Regions from separate parts of the Mus musculus genome. Here all the other regions are linked to region 1. Evidence: chromatin loops called from intact Hi-C (ENCODE). Cell type or tissue: gastrocnemius. All regions are shown on one strand. Region 1 overlaps Palld (palladin, cytoskeletal associated protein). Region 2 holds the start of Gm51576 (a long non-coding RNA gene). Region 3 overlaps Anxa10 (annexin A10). Region 4 overlaps Palld (palladin, cytoskeletal associated protein). Region 5 overlaps Palld (palladin, cytoskeletal associated protein).

The links. Peaks named below come from ENCODE experiments on the same cell type or tissue, not always from the same donor. Only the 100,000 strongest peaks of a DNase experiment are listed, where the experiment ranks them.
Region 2: it touches region 1 in a loop (4-fold over the local background); 29 of 42 quality-filtered maps call a loop at or near these places.
Region 3: it touches region 1 in a loop (3-fold over the local background); 16 of 42 quality-filtered maps call a loop at or near these places.
Region 4: a loop joins it to region 1, with 5 times the contacts of the local background. A loop is called at or near these places in 38 of 42 quality-filtered maps.
Region 5: a loop joins it to region 1, with 4 times the contacts of the local background. A loop is called at or near these places in 29 of 42 quality-filtered maps.

The regions. Positions count from the first base shown.
Region 1 is chr8:61,538,429-61,542,428 of GRCm38, forward strand. Palld (palladin, cytoskeletal associated protein) reads right to left here. Exons shown (of 22, transcript NM_001293772.2): 12 at 260-395. Among named protein-coding and RNA genes, the nearest start is that of Cbr4, 53 kb to the left of the region's middle. In gastrocnemius, a CTCF peak has its summit at 1,599 (motif pointing right); a DNase peak (open chromatin) is centred at 1,585; H3K27ac peaks cover 361 bases.
Region 2 is chr8:61,684,600-61,688,599 of GRCm38, forward strand. It overlaps Palld (palladin, cytoskeletal associated protein), which reads right to left. Exons shown (of 22, transcript NM_001293772.2): 9 at 2,731-2,850; 10 at 136-478. It overlaps Gm51575 (a long non-coding RNA gene), which reads left to right. Exons shown (of 3, transcript XR_003947553.1): 3 at 1-147. Gm51576 (a long non-coding RNA gene) reads left to right here and starts at 942. Exons shown (of 3, transcript XR_003947554.1): 1 at 942-973; 2 at 1,679-2,999. In gastrocnemius, a CTCF peak has its summit at 1,949; a DNase peak (open chromatin) is centred at 1,932; H3K27ac peaks cover 1,041 bases.
Region 3 is chr8:62,058,406-62,062,405 of GRCm38, forward strand. It overlaps Anxa10 (annexin A10), which reads right to left. Exons shown (of 12, transcript NM_001136089.2): 10 at 2,604-2,662; 11 at 1,851-1,973. Among named protein-coding and RNA genes, the nearest start is that of Anxa10, 63 kb to the right of the region's middle. In gastrocnemius, a CTCF peak has its summit at 2,177 (motif pointing left); a DNase peak (open chromatin) is centred at 2,131.
Region 4 is chr8:61,875,401-61,879,400 of GRCm38, forward strand. Palld (palladin, cytoskeletal associated protein) reads right to left here. Exons shown (of 22, transcript NM_001293772.2): 2 at 1,513-2,515. The coding sequence starts at 2,441. Among named protein-coding and RNA genes, the nearest start is that of Palld, 25 kb to the right of the region's middle. In gastrocnemius, a CTCF peak has its summit at 58 (motif pointing left); a DNase peak (open chromatin) is centred at 61; H3K27ac peaks cover 318 bases.
Region 5 is chr8:61,698,779-61,702,778 of GRCm38, forward strand. Palld (palladin, cytoskeletal associated protein) reads right to left here. Exons shown (of 22, transcript NM_001293772.2): 8 at 3,392-3,415. Among named protein-coding and RNA genes, the nearest start is that of Gm51576, 15 kb to the left of the region's middle. In gastrocnemius, CTCF peaks have their summits at 367 (motif pointing right) and 1,719 (motif pointing right); a DNase peak (open chromatin) is centred at 1,713.

The DNA of each region.
Region 1 (4,000 bases):
GTGTCTCTCCTACTCACTAAGAGGGATACTGGAATTCAGAGATAATGACAGAGCCTCATGGACAAGTCTTATGAACGTGAGCCTGAGTGAACCAGAGGAGATCTGGCTGGCGGGGCTGGGGTTCCAAGTCTAAGGCCCTGTTCTATTAGTACTGGTTAAGCCCCTATTCCATCAGTACTGGTTAAACTCCTGTTCCATTAGTACCGTTTGGCTAGCCCCTGTTCCATCAGTACCAGTTAAGCCCCTGATCCATCAGTACCGGTTGGCCATTGTTCAGAAGGTCCTCCTTGAAGCGAAGCTTCCGTTCCAGGTCTTGGATGACAGCATCCTTTGTGCCTTGAATCTCCTCATCAGAGGCAATTCTAGCAGTTCTACTGGACTTCTTTGGGAACCCCCTGCACAACAAAGGCATAAGTATAGTTAACTGCTGGGCATACACACAAGTCCAAGTCAGCCTTCAAGTTCAACGAAGCATAGATAGATGGCCTTCATAGTGTATCCTTTTAAAGCATCTACAACTACTCATATGAAGAGAAGGTGCTTTCAGGAGTTCAGGAAACACTAACTGGAACCTGGTCTTGAGGAAGGTTCGGACACCCATAGGGGAGCATATTCAGTGGCTAGGTAAATGCCACAGACAGAAACTACCTGTGTTTCAATCCTAGGGAGTAGCAACATGAAATGAAAATCTGATGTGTCTTCCTATGAGGCTTAAACAGACTCAGCCTTGATCTTGGGCAAGCTTCTTAAAGTTGCTTAAAAATACACATAAAAATATATAAAGATGAATGCAACGTGTGAATGTTGAGAGGACTTAAAAAGGACAAATTTCTCTTATGATTTTAAAAATTTTCTGGTCCTTCATAATTCAATGTATCCAATGACAAGGCTATAAGCCTCATTATAAGCAATACAGGAGTAGCATCATTTGCCAGGTATATCTGGGGGTCAGAATCTAGGGATGTAGCCTAGTCGGTAGAGTGCTTGCCTAGCATGCATAAAAACCTGAGTTCTATACTCAGCAGAGGGAAAAGACTGGGTGTTCTGTAATTGCCGCTATCCCAGCACTAGGAGGTTGGAGGTCAGGAAGGTAGGAGTTCAAAGTCATTGTTGGCTACATAGCAAGTTCAAAGCCAGCTCGGGCCATGCAATACTTTGTCTAAAAATGGTGAAAATCCTTCATTGTGTCTTATATATTTTATATGTCTATAAGGGGCATTCTACATAGAATTCTTAGTGTGCCTGCCTTTTGACCATGACCCATCACAGGAGATTTCTCCCTTCCAGTATCATGTGAATGCTCAAAACAGTGTGCATTTGAAAAGGGTTTCAGAAATTGGATTTTCACATTAGGGATATTCAACTCGAGTCACATTTGTTACATCCCCTTCTGTCTCCACGAGTCCTATTTGACTAGTGCAAGTCTGTGTTATAAGACCTTTGGAGTGATTTTACACAAGAGGGCTATGACAGGCATTACAATGGATGGTAAGCCTTAAATCTGGACTTCTGCAGTAGGTCACACTGTAAGTATCAGCAGCAAGACTTTTCTTTCCAAGGGCTACAGCAATTCCCCCACTGTGCACCAGGGGGCACCAATGCTGCGTGTTGGATAGGTGTGGACCCCTGCTGGTGTCTTAAGTAAACTGCTTCCTATTTCTCTGCCTCTTCCCTGATTACCTCAGTGGGTGGAAATCAATGAAAGAGGAAAAACTATGTAAATGGAAAATGAATAGCCCATCACTACCCTATTCAACAGAGTTGAATTTTGGCGTTCACAAAAAAAAAAAAAAAAAAAAAAAAGCAAGAAAGCAAGTCACAGAAGGATGCATATAGTACTACTACGTATAAAGTATAAAGAGGCAAAAGCTAAAATCTGGTGCACTCTGAGTGAACAGACCAAGGGGTCACCATGACCCAGAGGAGCTATTAGTGACAGATCGGCAACATCATTCCAAACCCGATTCAGAAGAAGCAGAAACTGGGCTGGAGCCCAGCAGTCTGTATTTAATAACTTCTCTGGGTGATTCTGAGACATGTGAAGGTTGGATAAACAGACTCGGGGAAACATAGACATGGGGAAAGCCATAAAAGAAGAGAACTCTCAACTCAGATGCTCAGGGTAGTGGTTAGCTTCGGGGAGTGTTAGTGTTCGCAGCTGCTGAAGGATTTCAGAGGTACAAGAAATGGGTGTTTGCTATTGCATATGCCAGAAAGGTTTTGCTGAAGGGACCCTGTTATAGCTGTCTCGTATGAGGCTATGCCAGTGCCTGACAAATATAGAAGTGGATGCTCACAGTCATCTATAAGATGGAACACAGAGCCCCCAATGGAGAGGCTAGAGAAAGCACCCAAGGAGCTGAAGGGATCTGCAACCCTATAGTTGGAACAACAATATGAACTAACCCCAGAGCTCATGTCTCTAGCTGCATATGTAGCAGAAGATGGCCTAGTCAGCCATCACTGGGAAGAGAGGCCCCTTGGTATTGCAAACTTTATATGCCCAGTACAGGGGAATTCCAGGGCCAAGAAGCGGGAGTGGGTGGGTAGGGGAGCAGGGCGGAGGGAGGGTATAGGGAACTTTTGGGATAGCATTTAAAATGTATATAAAGAAAATATCTAATAAGTAAATAAATAAATAAAAAGGAAAAAGAAATGGTTGTTTGGATATATCTCGTTAGGCAGGATATTTCTAAATAATAATAGAAAGCTTACTGTAAAGGTATCAAAGCATCATCCACCGACACCATTATTGACCATGTAAAGAAGTAACGGGCTTACCAACTTTTGATTTCTTATTGATCTGTTTAACCCTGCTGGGAAGCACGTAAGCAGAAACTGCAAGGACCTTGTAACTGCTCCACTGCCTACACCGGTCGTCAGTGATGCCACCTATCCTGGGGACTGTGCACCTAGTCTTCCCAGCAGTCTTTCTTCCCTATGGTCCACACTTCTCTGAATCCTTCTTGAACGTTCCTGATTCTGGTAGGTGTTTTTCCTGAATGCTTAGGGAGTCACTCTCTGTCATGGTTTGTATATGCTTGGCCCAGGGAGTGGCACTATTAGGAGGTGTAGTCACTGTGGGCATGGGCTTTAAGACCCTCATCCTAGCTTCCCAGAAGCCAGTATTCTGCTAGCAGCCTTCAGATGACGATGTAGAACTCTTAGCCCCTCCTGTACCATGCCTGCCTGGATGCGGCCATGCTCCCACTTTGAGGATAACAGATTCAACCTCTGGGTGAGTCAGACCCAATTAAATGTTGTCCTTTGTAAGACTGGCCTTGGTCATGGTGTCTGTTCACAGCAGTAAAACCCTAACTGAGACAACATCCTACCCCAATGCAAAGGCTTAGAGAGGCGATCTCCTGCCCTGATGCTAGTTCTAAGACAACTGGAGTTTTTTAATGTAGGCAACAGCCCCGGGCCACTGAAAGGTGTGGACTGGAAGTGGGAGGAGACACTCCTGTACTCATATCTCTAAAAGGAGACATAAAGGGAGAAACATCTCTCTTTTTTCTCTGGTAGAAACATACCGTCTCATTCCAGCCTTGTTCTGCAGCTCAGCAAACCCCGCACATTTCATCTGCTTGTGACTGAGTCTCCTGATATTTATAGAGGGAAATAGCCTAGTTTCCAGGTCCATCTAGTCCAGTCAAATTTGCCCCTGCACACCAGAGTTAACGTTTAGGGAAACACAAAAGCCGTGACTTCTTTAACTTTTGTTCTCCTCACTGGGAAGAGACCTTGAGATTTAAGGATAGGGGACAAAGCTGAAACAGGAAGCAAACTTGCCTATGGTACCAATAGAGGCCCATGAATTATGATTTAGAATTCAGTTTTCAGTCTCACGCAGTCATTTAACAGACATACTCATAGTCTTCTGGGTCCTTACACAGGCTTTTTTCCAGTTATGTCATCAGCCTTCACCTTAATGTCCGCTTAGGAAAATCGGACCTAAAACTCTCCCATTGGTAGTGCGCCTTGCTTGTGTCCCTCATGC
Region 2 (4,000 bases), 150 kb after region 1:
GCCAGCTAAGGACAACTTGCCAGCAGAAGGAGAGTTGTACCACACCTTCTGGTCCTGGAGAAAGCTTTTTTCTAAACGGAGAGGAAATTGCACAGGGATATGGAAAGTATTATAAAGCCATGCAGAAATACTCACAGTTTGGGTTTGGCAAGGAGTGGCGGTGGTTCCTTAGTGGGTGAAAGCAGGGCAGTTGGTGTTGGAGGAGATTTATTGCCATAAGCTTTGCCATTAATCAGCCCGTTGACTCCATGGCTGGGATGGACTCCGTTGGTCTCCCTCTCTGCAGTGTTGAATTGCATTTGAAGAGCTGCCATGCTAAATCCTAAATTGGGGCTGTTCACCTGCTGGATTTCAGATGGTTTCTGGGATGCCAGCTCATAGGAGCCTGTCTCCAGGATCGGAGGGGGAGGTGGAAAGTGTTGGAAGTGATCACTGTTGGGTTCTCCTGTTGAGTCGTAACTACAGTTCTCGTTGTTGGCTAAGAAAGGAGGGTGGCAGAGGAAAAATAATAAATTGCTACCCGTTCAACAAAGGTTTTTTTTTTTTTTGAGACAGGGTTTCTCTGTATAGCCCTCGCTGTCCTGAAACTCACTCTGTAGACAAGGCTGGCCTTGAACTCAGAAATTCACCTGCCTCTGCCTCCCAAGTGCTGGGATTAAAGGCATGCGCCACCACCGCCCCAGCTCAACAAATGCTTTTCATACTCATAGACTGTGGTTGTTTGAATATGCTTGGCCCAGGGAGTAGCACTATTAGGAGGTATGGCTTTGCTGAAGTAGGTGTGGCCTTGTTGGAGGAAGTGTGTCACTTTTGGGGGTGGGCTTTCAGCCCTTCCTCATAGCTACTTGGAAGCCAGTCTTCTCCTGTTTGCTTTCAGAACAAGATGTAGAACTCTCTGCTCCTCCAGAGCCATGCCTGCCTGGACGCTGCCATGCTTACCACCATGATGATAATGGACTGAACATCAAAACCAGTAAGGCAACCCCAATTAAATGCTGTCATTTATAAGAGTTGCCTTGGTCATGGTGTCTCTCTATAGCAGTGGAAACCCTATCTAAGACATAGACCCAGTGGGAGTTTCTTGTGTGTCATTAGGGAAGGATGGGGGAGAATTGCCTTGCTTAGACTGGATGCTACTTGCCTCATTCCTGGATTGAGCTCACCTGTAGTAAAACTTCCTACGGATTCTTTAACAAAGTTCCTTAGGAGTTTAAGATATGGTATCATCAAATAATGACATTGCTAATAGTGTCAACTTAAGTACTCTATCCTCTCAGCCCCAGATGAAGAATCCTGTTGGCCATCCTATCCATTCTCATTGAAAGCGCTCAAGGTCTAAAATAGGCTTATGCAGCCATCCCTTCTGAAGCTAGGGGGGAGAAAAGTTCTGAATCTAAGTGAAATTCTTGAAATTCTTGTGAGTGTTTAGAAAATTTTCATGTCAGATAGGAAATTATGTCGTCTCAATTATAACTTAGTAGAGAACAGATTTTAAAAGGTTGCTTTCTCTAGAGGGGACATATCTTGAAGTCATACCCTTTCTGAATCATTTTATGAGAGCCCAGCAGACCTTCTAAGTATGCCAAGAAATGCTTATTGAGGTAGGCAGAAAACCAAAAAAATTATTGATAGTGTTTGTCATATAGGAGACTGACATGAAAAAAAATTTCGATTCCAGGTTTTGCCACTCAAACTGACAGAGTCTAGCTTTTGTACTTATTGCTTGGGGTCTGCTGTGATCATTTGATGGAACACTCTCCAAGCCAACTGGAAATTAATATGCTGGGATACTGCCTGCTATGTAACTCCAGTGACTGCCCTTACAGTGTTCATTGATATCCACCACTTCCCAGTAAGGTGAACCCTTCCCTACTTATCTTAATGAACAGGCCTTTATAATCCCCAAGATTGTCTTGATTGTGCCTCTGCTGCCACCTAGCCCCCAATCTCTTGCTGTTCTAGTCATCCAGGCAGTGGAATAGCCACCCACTCTCCCTGATACCTACTGTGTGTTTTACTGTGTGCTAGGCTTGGTCAAAGGGCTCAGTTTTAAATCTCTGTAAGAGTCACTTGAAAGGTGAGGCAGCTACTGCTAGCTGCAGAGCAGAACACTGTCACAGAAAAACACAAATAAAAGTACAGATCTATTTTATTTCTTCTTTTTGTCTTCCCTGGTGGATTTGTTTTTGAGTTTGGATGTCCCTGTGTTCTGTTCTTTTATCTTTCATATCAGAGTTGTTCATTGCTCACATTAATATACTACTGTGATGAAATTTGCTTTCTAAGATCTTCCCCTGTTTCTCGCATTTCACTAGTTTGCATTCCTCTCTTACAAGTTAAAATCCTGGTTTATGCAGTGACACATTTGGACAGGTTTTTGTAGGTTCTCTGTACTTCTGAGGACCATGACTACACCTCTGACTTAGAGGTGACCTTCTGAGGCAAGAGATCTTAGCTTAGCATGAAGGTGATTTTTTTTTTTTAAATTGGCCCCATGAGCTAGTGAGTGTTAGTTACCTTGTGTGTCACCTCCACCTCCAATAGTCGCCCTCCCCCCACCCCCTAAAGCCCTTTGTTTACAGATGAGACACCTGATTGTTAAGGTAACTCTTGGAGTGGTCATGAACATTCCTGAGGGTTGGGCCCTGTTCCTAGGACAGTGGATGCCTGTCTTAGGAAACTACTCAAACGCCAGGGAGGAGGGCCCAGGTGTGTTTGATTCCCACATACCGGAGGTTATAACAAGCTGTGCAGTGCTGGTCACTGAGCCGTAGTCATTTGTGGCTGAGCAGGTAAAGATGCCTGCATCTTCAGGGAAACTCTCAGCAATGACAAGGGTGCAGATCTCCTCTGGAAGCAAAGAGACCAAGACAATCTGTCAGAGGGAAACTGAGAAGTCATGTGATGTCAGCCCAACCTCCTCCAGCTACCCTCTTAAAGCAGCTCTCAGGCTTGTATAAGGCTTCTTCTTTCAACTTAACCATCATCAACAAAGAGAAGTAAGTTTGCCTCCAAACATATTTTATCTTTCAAACACTGGGGGGGGGGGGGGGGTGTCTTAACTATGGTCAAAGTGATACCTCACAAGAATTCTTTTTCTTTACTAAAAGAATCATTTATATATAAAAACATAAGCAGTAAGGACAAAGATAAACCAGGTACAGCAAGAGATAAAAAGTGGCCTCTCCTTTTATAATCTAAGTCTCTCCATAGCCCAGCACCCCTTAATCTTTCTTCAGAAGCAAACACAAAGAACTTATTTATTTAATTCGACAAGATAATTACAGCTTCAAAAGACATACATAAATATGATCACCGTACGTAGTTTGAGGTACCATTATTTTTATCTTAGTATTCAATCAGATGTCTGTCTAAGTTAGGATTTCTATTGCTACAATGAAACACCATGACCAAAAAGCAAGTTGTGGAGGAAAGGGTTTATTCAGCTTACACTTTCACATTGCTGTTCATAATTGAAGGAAGTCAGGACAGGAACTCGACAGGGCAGGATCCTGGAGGCAGGAGCTGATGCAGAGGCCATGGAGGGCTGCTGCTTACTGGGCTGATTATCCTAGCTTGCTCAGCCTGCTTCCTTATAGAACCAAGGACCACCAGTCCAAGGGCTGGGCCCTCCTCCATTGATCACTAATTGAGAAAATGCCTTACAACTGGATCTCATGGAGGTATTTCCTCAACTGAGTATCCTTCCTCTTTGATGACACTAGCCTGTGTCAAGTTGACACAAAAACATTCCCGTACAATGTCAAAATGGGGTGTGCCAAGCTAGATTCATTCTATAACACAAACTGAATCAATGACAAAGCTTAATTAATACAAAGTTAAAAGCACTGAATGTTCTTCTAGGGGTCCTGAGTTCAATTCCCAGCACCCACATGGCAGTTCACAGTATAATGGGATCCAATGCCCTCTTCCTGTGTGCAGATGAACGTGCAGTCAAAGCACCCATATATATTAAATACATAAGTCTTAAAAAAGACAA
Region 3 (4,000 bases), 520 kb after region 1:
AGCAAAATGTTACTGTTTATGTACGTGTGAAAAAGATCAACAGTAGCTACCTTAGTCTTCTGGGGCCTTTCACAATCGACTTGGCTTAAAATATCAGAAGTTTATGTCTAAGTTAGGGAGGATGGGAGATCTAAGTGACAAAATGTTTTGTGAATACTTCTTTATTGACTGCAGCCTGACATGGCAGAAGGGACAAAGGAACATCCAGGAGCTTTTTATTTCCCCCAAAGGAAAATAGCTCTACTTGTGGATTCCACCCTCTTGACTTAACTCTCAAATGCTCAGCTCCCAAAACCATCTCCTTAGTGTTAGGGTTTCAGTGTAGGAATGTGGGGAAACAAGGTTTCCAGCCATATCAGGACCTAGAAGCATCTCACTACTGGGTGTCTGTGGTAGAAAATTAGGGCAACTTTGTTTCTTTTTATCTTCTTTCATCAAGTCTAAATACTCCAGAATAGGTAGCTGAACGAATGCCATTATAGAATCCATTTTCATAAAAATCATTTATCATATTAATGCTTCTTTACACAAAGCTGTTTAATTAAGACCCACAGATTTAAAAGCACAGAGTAGCATCGCATTATTATAACTTGTCTTCAATATGGCTAGGAATAGTTACAAATAGTATAAACAAGCTAGCTTGTTCACTTGGAAACTGAATTCTGACTCACTGGTACATGTTGATCACCACTAACAGTTTTCAGACTTCAAGACAGACATAATGAACATTTTATCAAAGATTAAAAAAAAAACCCATCAAATTGATTTTAACTGGTGCATCAATTTCTTAGAGCCATTTTGATTCCAACAAAGGCTTAGAAAGCACTTTGGAATTTGTGGCTCCCGTCTCTGAGATGTTGAGGGTTATGTCTTGAGTAATACAAGGAGCTAAACTGGTTTTTTCTTGTGACTGGGAGTTTCACTTGAAAACAATGCGACTGTCCAAGGTATCAATTATAAAACACAGTCTCAATTATGGCTTGTGTTCTGCTGCTCTATTCTCTCCATCCTGAATACCTTTTTGGTTTTCTTTGGTGAAGAAACTAAACATATTGATTTTGTACTGCACCCACAAATTGCATAGATGGTCCATATATTTCTTCTTCTTCTTTTTTTTTTTTTTGCCAAGTTATATAAGACATTTTAAATTTTTTAGGAAGACCAGAATAAGAAATTAGCTTGTTTGGTTTTGAATTATTTCCTTGCCCTCTGATTGGTGAAGTGATTGGTCATTTCGAGTTTTACATGTTCAGTAATAAAATTCTCCAAATTGGCAGTTGATGGTGTTTGATTGGATGCCTTGTTTTCTGTGATTTTATGAGGAGTGTTGCCAGGCAGTAGTTAATAATTCCCATGGCAAAATATTGATTTTTGTTTTTGTTTGTTTCTTTGCTTGCTTGCTTGTGTTTTGAGAGGTTTCAGATAGTGGATCTTAGTCTGCAGTTGCTATGGAGCTGAGGGGAACCCTGAAGTGTCAGTCCTCCACCCGCCACCTCAGTAGATCTAGTGTGAGGGTTGCAGGTGAAATTACAGGTAAACTACCACACCCTCTGCTGTTCACATCAGAAGGCAAACCTGGAAACACAGTCATAGGGAGGGAATATTTTCTACAATTACATAAATTTTTTTTTTGTTTTAAAAGCAAAGATCAAAAAGTTTTATTTCTGTGGAGCAATGACTTTCCAAGTTGATGTTTGTTAAAGCACTGAACTCTGAGTTCTTTAAGTTAACCGTCCTTGGCAGACATGGAACTTTTTAGATCCCTACAGCAAGTTGTTTGAATTTAAAGCTTTTATTTACAGTCCAGAAAGAATATGTGAGGTAAAGTCAATTATGAAGAGCAAACTTACTTTGATATCATGAAAGAGGGATTTTCCAAATCTCTCTTTGTAACGTTTCCTTATGGTCATTAGGTCTATTTCACTTCTGGCGATGAGAATCCTGATGACAGTTTTGTTATGGAAGCCAAAATCCTAAAAACAGCAGAAATGTGGGTAGAGAGACTACTACTTCAAAGGCTTGTCCAGCATGCAAGCTCTTCCTTTTCAGTAGTGATTTGTTTGTGAGCCCACAGGACTTCAACATTGCTCTCACTGCTATGGGATGCCTGGGGCTCCCCCCAGGGAAGTTTCAAATGTTTTTCACATGGAATAATGGTGACATCTGGTGGCCACTCAACATAATCTAATGTTCCCATATCAGAATATTTTGAGTATAAATCTACTAAGATTTCATAATTTGGGGTAATTACAACAACAAAATATCTGACCAAGTTTCCTGAATCAGGGCATAGCTGGAATCAATAATGGTGGTTATTTGCCCAGGTCATACACAGGGAAGGCATTAGTTGTCACCGTCATGGCACATTTGAATTATCAATTTAAATAAATGGTAAATACTAAGATTCTAAAGTATATGAGGATGAAAGACCATGAAGTATCACATGTCTTATGTACCTATGTTGTAGAAAGCAGAGATTATCCGTATTTAATGAATTTTGCTTTTGGTGTTTAACTTGTTTCCTTTTACTTGAACATATTTTCTTTGAAATAAAAATAATAGATACTAATTTTGAATAAGTTAAATATATGTGTTATACTTACATGGATTGCCCTGTATAATTTATAAGCAAAATAGCTTGGTTTGTCCTGGATACAACGAACTAGAGAGGAAGAGAACAAGGAACAAATAGGAATGACGAGAGGTAATTCTTCAGAAGTCAGGAAATAGAGCACTTACATATTTTCCACCATCATCACCTTGCATTATAATTTCAGGGCTTAGAATGATGGCAACACTAGCCACACTCTATTGAGAAGCACAGCATGTCAATATATTTTATAATGACAAATGACCTTCACTGAACATATGACCATTACTATTAATTTTTAAAAACTGTGGTGCGAGATATAAAATCAAACACATATAATCCATTCACCTTCCAGAACGCTGCTCTTTCAGATAACCTCAAAAACTGGTCTATACCAGCAGCTTTTTGATCCCTGAAAGATTTGTGACTAGAATGTAGGTCATTTAAGGATAAACCGTTACAAATGTAAAGCGCCTCCTCCAGGTTTAGATATCATTGGATTATAAATGCTAGGGTTGTGAACAGACCAGCACCTATCCAACAGTTGTCCCTGTAAAATATCAGTTCAGACTGTAGGCCACCAATAAGCCTTTATTTGAAATGTTAATAGATTAATTACATAAATGAATAATAAATGAGGAACTAGTATTTCTCTATAGTTCTAGTAATTATTTTAGGTCATGAGACCATCTCTTCATCTTTATCTCACTTTTATTACTGAGACAAGTAAACCTGAGAAGTGATTTCTGGAAGGAAGGTTCCAGAAAGCAGAGGCTAGTGTTGCTATTCTTGGCTTTGTTAATTCACTATTCCACCTGTACCACCCATATTGGAAATGAGTAGGTGCTTATTCAGTATTGAATGATGGGATGAACCAGATAGATATTTCCTGGTATTGCTGATGACCCTTAGGCCCACTGTTTTTTGACATCAGTTGGGCTGCCTTGAGATTACAATGACATGAGTTCTACTCTAACTGTTTTGCTAACTAGCTGACATGTGATAGATATATAACTATTATATTTATTTGGAATTTGATGAATTCTATCTATCTATCTATCTATCTATCTATCTATCTATCTATCTATCTATCTAAACATTCATAGACAAAAGCCTTCATATCATATATCTTTAGGTGTATCATAGAAATCCACCAAATCTTTTTCATAGGGTACTTGCTTAAAAATCTCATACTAGATTATTTATAAAAGTGCTGTGACTTACACTTCAGCTCTATGCCAAGACCTTCTTGGGACTGATTGTTTATTCAGTACATGTCTAAGTGTTCATTTGATGCACCTACTATAGGATACTTCACAATGATTCTTTATGTACATTTTTTTTGTAGTCTGTGCTGACAAATCACAGAGTACATGTTAAGTGTGAACACTGGAATAGTCTTGATGAATA
Region 4 (4,000 bases), 340 kb after region 1:
AACAGAATCCAGAACCATGTGTCTGAGCAAACACATTAAGAAGGTTTTTACCGCCCCCTGCTGTTCGTTTCTTAAAATAGCAAGCATTACAGTAAAAGCTGACAGTGTAAACTAGCTAGTGAATAATAGTGAATTTATTCTAAGCAATGATTGTGAAATCCATGCCAGCGATGTGTGCATGAGCTCACACAGGAAGGAAAAACGCATGAGGTCTGTTTTGACCTTGTGTAGCTGACCTTGTCCATTTCATTCTTTTCCTAAACTAAATTATTGGAACTTGCTTTTAAACATTTATATAATGCCAGGCATGGTGGCGCACGCCTTTAATCCCAGCACTTGGGAGGCAGAGGCAGGTAGATTTCTGAGTTCGAGGCCAGCTTGGTCTACAAAGTGAGTTCCAGGACAGCCAGGGCTACACAGAGAAACCCTGTCTCAAACAACAACAACAACAACAACAACAACAACAAAACAATTGCATTCACATAAACATTTATATAGATTGGATAAAACATTCAAATAACCCAATGGATGCCCATCTTTGTAGTCTAATCCTGACTTGCAATTAAGAAATTAGACACGCTGAAGAGCCTGGGTAATGATAGCTACAAGGCCACAGCAAGGCATTATTGTTTTACATATGGTTTAATTCAGACATCATAGAATAGAATGTGATTCCTTATTACATTTTCATCTCATGGTTGAAGACAGCAAGTCTCAAAAGCCTCTTGTTTTAAGAGACGAGTCCGAGGAAGATCCCTGACTGTAAGCCCTGCAATCCTGTAAGCCCTGTAAGGTCCCTCTCTTAAACGTTTATTGTACGGGAGAAGGTATACAGCCTATAACTTAGAAAGAAGAATTTAAAAGAATCATAATGGGCATGTGGGGTGCTTTTGGGCTCCAGGTATGCACTCAATTCGCTGTCATCTTTGGCTATGCCCTGTGGCTAAGCATAGAAAACCAACCTGCTGTGCTATGGACTTGGTTCATTGTTCTCCTACATAGAAATTCTGCCTACTCTGGTTGCTACACTTTGGAGATGCAGGTGTGTGTTTGTCTCTCACTAATAAGGCATACTAACCCATTCCTTAGACTGGATGTCTATTTTAGGATTTATCTATGCTTGATTTCTGTACACTGTCATCTCTGTTCCTCTGGATAACTGTAGCTTTAGGATAATTTTTTACCTTTTTCAGTGACTCATGACTAAAACCACTCACTTTTCTTCATACTTTGGATAAACCATTTTGATATTTTACACTCCCTAGGCTCTGTAAAATCTGCACTCCTATATAACAGCTGGTTTTTCTCATTGCCTCTTCAAGTGACGGCAAAACCTGCCCCACCTGGGACACCTAGTGGTGTTGGCTATTTGGCCCGCTTTTGATTTAGCAGATTTTTGAGCAAATCTACTGCAGAGACCACAGGACGCACAATCCATGAAATTTCTCGTCTCCCTTGAAGTCACACCGGAAGTCAATAAAATCACGTTACATTCGTAATAAGAGTTCTTACCTGACCCTGGGCGTTGGGTTTCCTGTGACTCTACACTCCAAATAAACTCTGCTTCCTTCAGCAACTTCTTGGCTCCTCAGTTTCTGGATGAACCTAGGTGCAGTTGGCAAGTGGCGGGCTTTCTGGGGCTGTGGGTGCGGGATGTGAGCGAGTGGCAAGGTCTCTTCCGAGGCCTGGTGGGCCTGGTAGCAAAGGCTGCCCTGGGCTTGCTTGACTTCTGCGTCCATCTCCAGTTGATCTAGCTGGTCTGCAGTGGGGCTCTGACTGGCTGAGGCACTCATCAGGGCTGATGGCTGATTTTTAGGAGACAGATACCCACTGTCTGGTGATGAGGACTCACCATTTGGGCTTCTGTTCCTTGGCTTTGCCGCTTCTCTAAATATGGAGGTCAGTTCCTCGATGAAACTAGCCGCCTTGTCGCACAGTTGGCTCTGGGGGCCAGCCTTGCTTTGCTGGGCAGTTTTGGGCTTTGAACTTGGATTGGGATTTTTTGCACCTCGTTTTTCAGCCTTGCGGAGGCTCCGGATGTAGCTGGGGCTGGCCAGCAGGGGTGATACCCCGGGTTTTCTCTTTGAACCTGGGGAAGTGATCCTTTCAGCTTGATCTCCTGTTAGAGGCTGGACAGGTGCTCGCCTGCTATCCTGAGGTCGTTCTGAGGAAGTCTGCTTGCCTGATTTCGGCTCCTCATGGGAAGGAGTTTCGCAGAGGCTTATGGGAGACTTGCTGAAAATCTGCGAGATCTCCTTCTCAGAGTCAAAATCTTCAGTTTCAGAGCTGTCTATAGCTCTGCGTGCCAGGTCAAGGCTTTTATTTATTTCTTCCTGGCTGAGGAAAGCAGAGAGGCCTGGAAAGAAGTCAGCACTTTTGCCCTCTTCCTGCACGTCTGATAAGGAGTCATAGAAGGAGTCGTGGGAGGAAGTCTCTGACATATTTGAGCAATCTCCACACACTCGTTGCTTGTAGCAGGAAGGCTGGAGGCACAGGAAACCTGTGTCCTTGCTTTCTGAAAGACAACACAGAATCTTCATCACTGCTAATCACCCCTCTCCTGATTTTTTTTTTTTACATATCGCTAGTAACAACAAATTGGAAGAAACATTAAGATGAACCAATATAGCAATCTTCTTCTATAAATTGGAAGAAAGACCAAATATTTGTGGGCTTACAACTTACAACTCGTTAAGCATTTATTTTAGGTTTTCAACGTAGCGTCTTACTGTGTAGCTCAGCCTGGCCTTAAACACACAATCTTCTTATCTCTGTTTCTAGGTCTGAGAGCTATAGGCTGGGTTACAATGCCTGGCATGGCTTGTAATTGTAGGCTGACATGCTCGCTGTAACTACTACCAAATGATACAAGGAGAGGAGGATGCTTCCAGCGGCTCCACAGTGGACACATAGGGGGCTGTTTTGTGTGCCTTTCTTCACCACAAAGCTCATTGGTGGTCTCAATGCAGCAAAGAGTAACTCTGACTGTCCTAGTTTGGTTTCTGTTACTGAGATCAATACTATGAGCAGAAGCAACTTGGGAAGAAAAGGTTTTTTTTTTTTTTTTTTTTTGGTTTATAGGTTACCATCCATCATGGAGGGAGCCAAGGCAGGGTCTCATGCAGGAACCCAGGGGGTGGGGGGGGGGAGGAGCTAAAGCAGAGACCATGAAGGGATGCTGCTTACTGGCTTGCTCCCCATGCTTGCTCAGCTCACTTTTTTATACAACTCAGGAGCACCTGCCCAGTGGTAGCACTGCCCACAGTGGGCTAAGCGTTTTCACATCAATCATAGAACAAGAACAGGACCCCGGACATGCCCACAGGACAATCTGATGGAGTCCATTTCTCAATTGAGTTGCTTTTCACAGGTGGCTCTGGTTTGTGTTAGGATGACAAAAGGCAACCAGTACACTGATTTTATTCGCATTATCCTAATCCACCACTGGCAAATGAACAATCTCAGATTTCCCTCATTTAATTACTATAAATAGAAAGATTAAGTATTGTGTTTATCAGTTATGGTGTATTTATTTATTTATGTCTCAATAAACTGTCTCAACCTTTATGTGCAGTCACATCATGTATATGCATTCATTCATTCATTCGACATAATTATAACAGGTAGCAATAACCACATCCTAACTTTCAGGTGCTGAGAGTACATGTCTGCTCCATACTAAGTATTCCCAAACGGTTCTCTAAAAGACAGGGTGTATAAATGTATTGTGTTTTTAACTTTGTGGCTGAAGCACTTCTCTTATAGTTATTAGATGGCATGTTAGCATGAAGCCAGCCATACATAAGATATAAATTAATTAGCACGACTATGTCACTTTATTTGTGGACACCGATTCTTAAATGTTAATCTTTAAAAGTTGTAATATTCTGGTTTTGTTTTTATTTGGAGATATGTGTAACCATGTAGTTCAGGTTGACTTTGGCCTTGAACTTGTGAAGTTCTCCAGCCTCAGTCTATGAAAAGAGTTGGCATTAAAGAC
Region 5 (4,000 bases), 160 kb after region 1:
TCGTTTAAACAAACACACACACACACACACACACACACACACACACAGACACATACACACATACTCCCATGATATGTAAAGATGCATCTCTGAGTTGGTTAGTATGGGCATGTGTACATGTGTGCATGTCTGTAGAAAATAGAGGTTGACATTGGGTGTCTTTCTTTGATTTCTTTCCACACTATTTGTCTTTCTGCCTGTCTTTCTGTCTGTGTATGTATGTATCTATGTATCATTTATTTACATTTTTAAAGATTGATTTACCTTCATTTTATATGTACCATAGAATAAAAATGTAAGTGCACTATGTGTATGCACTGATACTTTAAAATAAGCGCACCATGTGTATGGAATGCTGGTGGAGGCCAGAAGAGGGCACTGTAACTGCTGGGAACAGACGTTACAAATGGATATGAGCCATTGTGTGATAGGCAGGAGACAAAGCAGGCTTTTCTGCAAAAACAGCAATTGTTCTTAACCTTCACTTGTTTTGAAATAGGCTCTCTCACAACACAACACAACACAACACAACACAACACAACACAACACAAGGGAAACATTTGGAAGTTAAAAAAAAAACCCTCACACTTCATTTTGTTAGGTATGTTCAACTTTGCTTAAATACAAATATGTCTTAAAATAGACTTTTTTGTTTTGATTTTTTAATTTATACTCTGTCCAACTCATAAAAGCAGTCATGTGACTAGTCACATTTATGGGGTTTTTGTTGTTCTTGTTTAAAAAGCTATGATCATGAGTTTTTATTTAATACTGCATAACAAGTGTAGAGTTCCCAAAGTGGAATGTATTAGTGTTTCACTGGGACAATGAAAGGAATGTTTCCAGTTGTTGTGGTAAATATGATGGTGGCGAACGTCTCAGAGACCAGGGGAAGTTTGTCTTCTTTTTAATAGTTCCCAGCTACATCTTTTTCTTACATTGACAAATTTTCTCAAAATATTTCTCTGCCAAGGTACACTTGCTTTTAGCAGATGCTGTTATTATGGTTGGGATGGGGGATTCTCTTGTCTTAAAATACTTTCAGATATAATTAAAGGGAGGAGAAAAATGAGGAATTCGGCAAACATGATAAGGAAAATCTTGTGTGCACTGTCAAGCCGTTGAGCTGAAGATGAGCGCCTTGCATGTCCTTAGCCTTCAGCTAGGACACCACGGTACCACCACACTCATCCAAGAGACATTCAAGCAAGTTCTACAGGACTGGAGCATCCAGAACAAATTTTATTAAGTAACTCATGATTGAACTTTTATTTGTTAAAGCAAAACAAGCTGTAACTGGAGTACTAAGACTGTCTATGGGAGGGGTCGTGAGGGAATGGGGCAGCGGTGGGAGTTGTTTCCATTAGCTTTTTTCATCTGAACTTACTTGTTGGCAGAATAACCTGACTGTTTTCTTTTCCTTTTTGGTGTGTGTGTGTGTGTGTGTGTGTGTGTGTGTGTGTGTATGTATATGTGTGTGTGTGTATGCATCTGTGTGATCTGTGTGTTTGTTAGTATGGGCATGTGCATGTCTGTAGAAAGTAGAGGTTGACATTGGATATCTTTCCTTGATTACTATTATTTGATTATTTATTTATTTATTTATTTATTTATTTATTTATTTTTAAAATTATTTACCTTCATTTTACATGTATCAGGGTTTGGCTTGCACCTAAGTGCACCATGTGTGTGAAATGACTGTGGAGGCCAGCAGAGGGCACTGTAACTACTGGAACAGAAGTTACAAATGGCTATGAGCTGCTATGTGAGCCAAACCAGTGTCTTCAGCAAGGACACCGAGTGCTTTTAGCCCTTGCATCCTTACCTACTCCTGCTACCCTTAGGTTTTTTTGAAACAGACTCTCTCACCAAATCTCATGGACTTGGCTGGGCTAATTGAGCAGTGGAGTTTAGGAATCCATCTTTTTCTGCCCTGCCCAGCCCATCAATGAGTGACAGTCACCATGCTGGCCTTTACTTTTTATATGCATTGTGTGACACACAGACGTTCCATACACTGGGGACCTAGCAAGTTTACACAAAGACATATCACAAGTAAAACACAAAGCGGTCTCTTTCCACATCGTGGAAAGTGACAGCAGTTTTTGAAGTGGTAGCCCCCACACTGAATGGGGTGGCATGCTCTAGTTGTAACTCAGAACCACTAGGTCAATTCCAGTCCTTCCCGAAGGATGTTAAGAATCAACCTTTCAACTTCCAGTTCTAAATGAAGAACACTCTGCTCTTAACGACCTGATACTCAGATGTGACAGGCTCAGGGGCAGGACAGTATCATGCCCTGTTATAGCTAACTGGGAACCTTAAAATTCTCAGGCAAGGGTCAGGGCAGGGCCATAGCTCCCAAGGCACGTTTGGCAGGATCCGCTTGCCGCCGCAGCAGAAGCATGAACAGCAGAACAGCAGAAACAGGAAAACGACATGTTTTTCTAACCTCTGTGAAGAAATAGTGGACTGTGTCTTTGCTGATGGGAAAAATACAAAAGAAAACAATCTTGGGGGTGGGGTGGGGGTGCACACTATGAGATACCTGGACACACAGTTTTTTTGGTCCGTGGGGACTCATAAATATACAAGAGGTCAAAGGCAGAGGAGAAGTCAGCCCCCACACTCTTGGATAACAGAGCACTTGGGTGAGGTCAGATGACCTGGTAATGAAGAGAGCTCCCAGGACACGCTGACTTTCTTCAAGCTTATGGAACAGTAAAAGTTTATGGCTTCAGCAGTAGACAGCAATGCCTCAAGGCTCACTCTGTCATTCCACTAAAGCCCTCAGTCAGGCACATTCTAAGCTATGCTGTCTTCTTTAAAAAAAAAAATCAGTTATTTTATTTATTTATATCCCAAATGCTACCCCCTCCTAGTTTCCCCCCTCAAAGAGTTCTTCCATCTCCCTTCTCCCTCTCTTTCACCTCTGAGAGGGTGCCCCCTCAAGTGTCCCCCCCACCCTGGAGTATCAAGTCTCTACAGGATTAGGTGCTCTCAAAGACTGGGTGACCAACCAAAGAGCCATGGAGTCTTACAGTGTGTTTTGGTCAGCAAAAGCCTAGCCTGCCGCAAATTTCTCTGTTCTACTGGATCGTCAGAAAGTTTTCCTTTTGGATCACGAGTCTGAGAATAAAACACTGTATTTGAAAAAGCCGTCTGTCGCCAAGCCCAATGCGCTTGTCTGAGCAGCATGGTTTACTAATAAAGACGAGGAAGGTTGCAGTGCACAGACCCTGTGATAAAGAAGACATTGTTTTCAAGATGGTTTTGTGTTTCTGAGGAACTGCAAATACATCATTTAGTGTGGTGTGTGGCTTTCGAATAGAGACAAAGACTCCCTGAAAACCAAAAGATACATTACCCCCCAATAGCAGAAAACTCTTACCGGGTTCAGCTGTCGATCTGGGTTCTGTTTATGTGAGAAAGGGAAAAGAAGGGGGGATAGCATTAGAACAGGGCCTCAGCGACAACTAACCCCTTTGCTCCCGCTGCTTTGCTTAGGCTACATGTGCAGAAATGTCACGGACCACCTCTGTATAGGAAGGCAGCAGCCACTCAGCTTTTATTTCCATGCGTACAGAAACACTGTGCACTGGGAAGTGTGACCCAGTGCAGTTCCTGACAACTTGGGAACCTCTTAAAATGATTTGTCCAACGATGTGAGTAGGTGGGACTTTTTCATTCTAAAGAAAAGGCCTACGGATCTCATCCACTTCAAAGGAGTGCCTGTGGTTTGTTGGTTGGTTTGTTTTATTCTTCCATAAAAATGAGGTAGACCAATTCTTTTGTGTATTTCACAAGTAGCATTTTGGAAGAGGTTGTGGGGCAAATTTCAGCATTAAGGGCTAACCCTATGAATATCTTGAACCAAAAAGAACATGTACTCTGGCCCTTTTAATGCAGGGAGAGTCCTACCATTTAACAAACAATGCAGGAGAAGTTTGAGGGCATGGCTGAAAGAAATCAGTATTTTACTTAGGCATTTCAGCTGAGA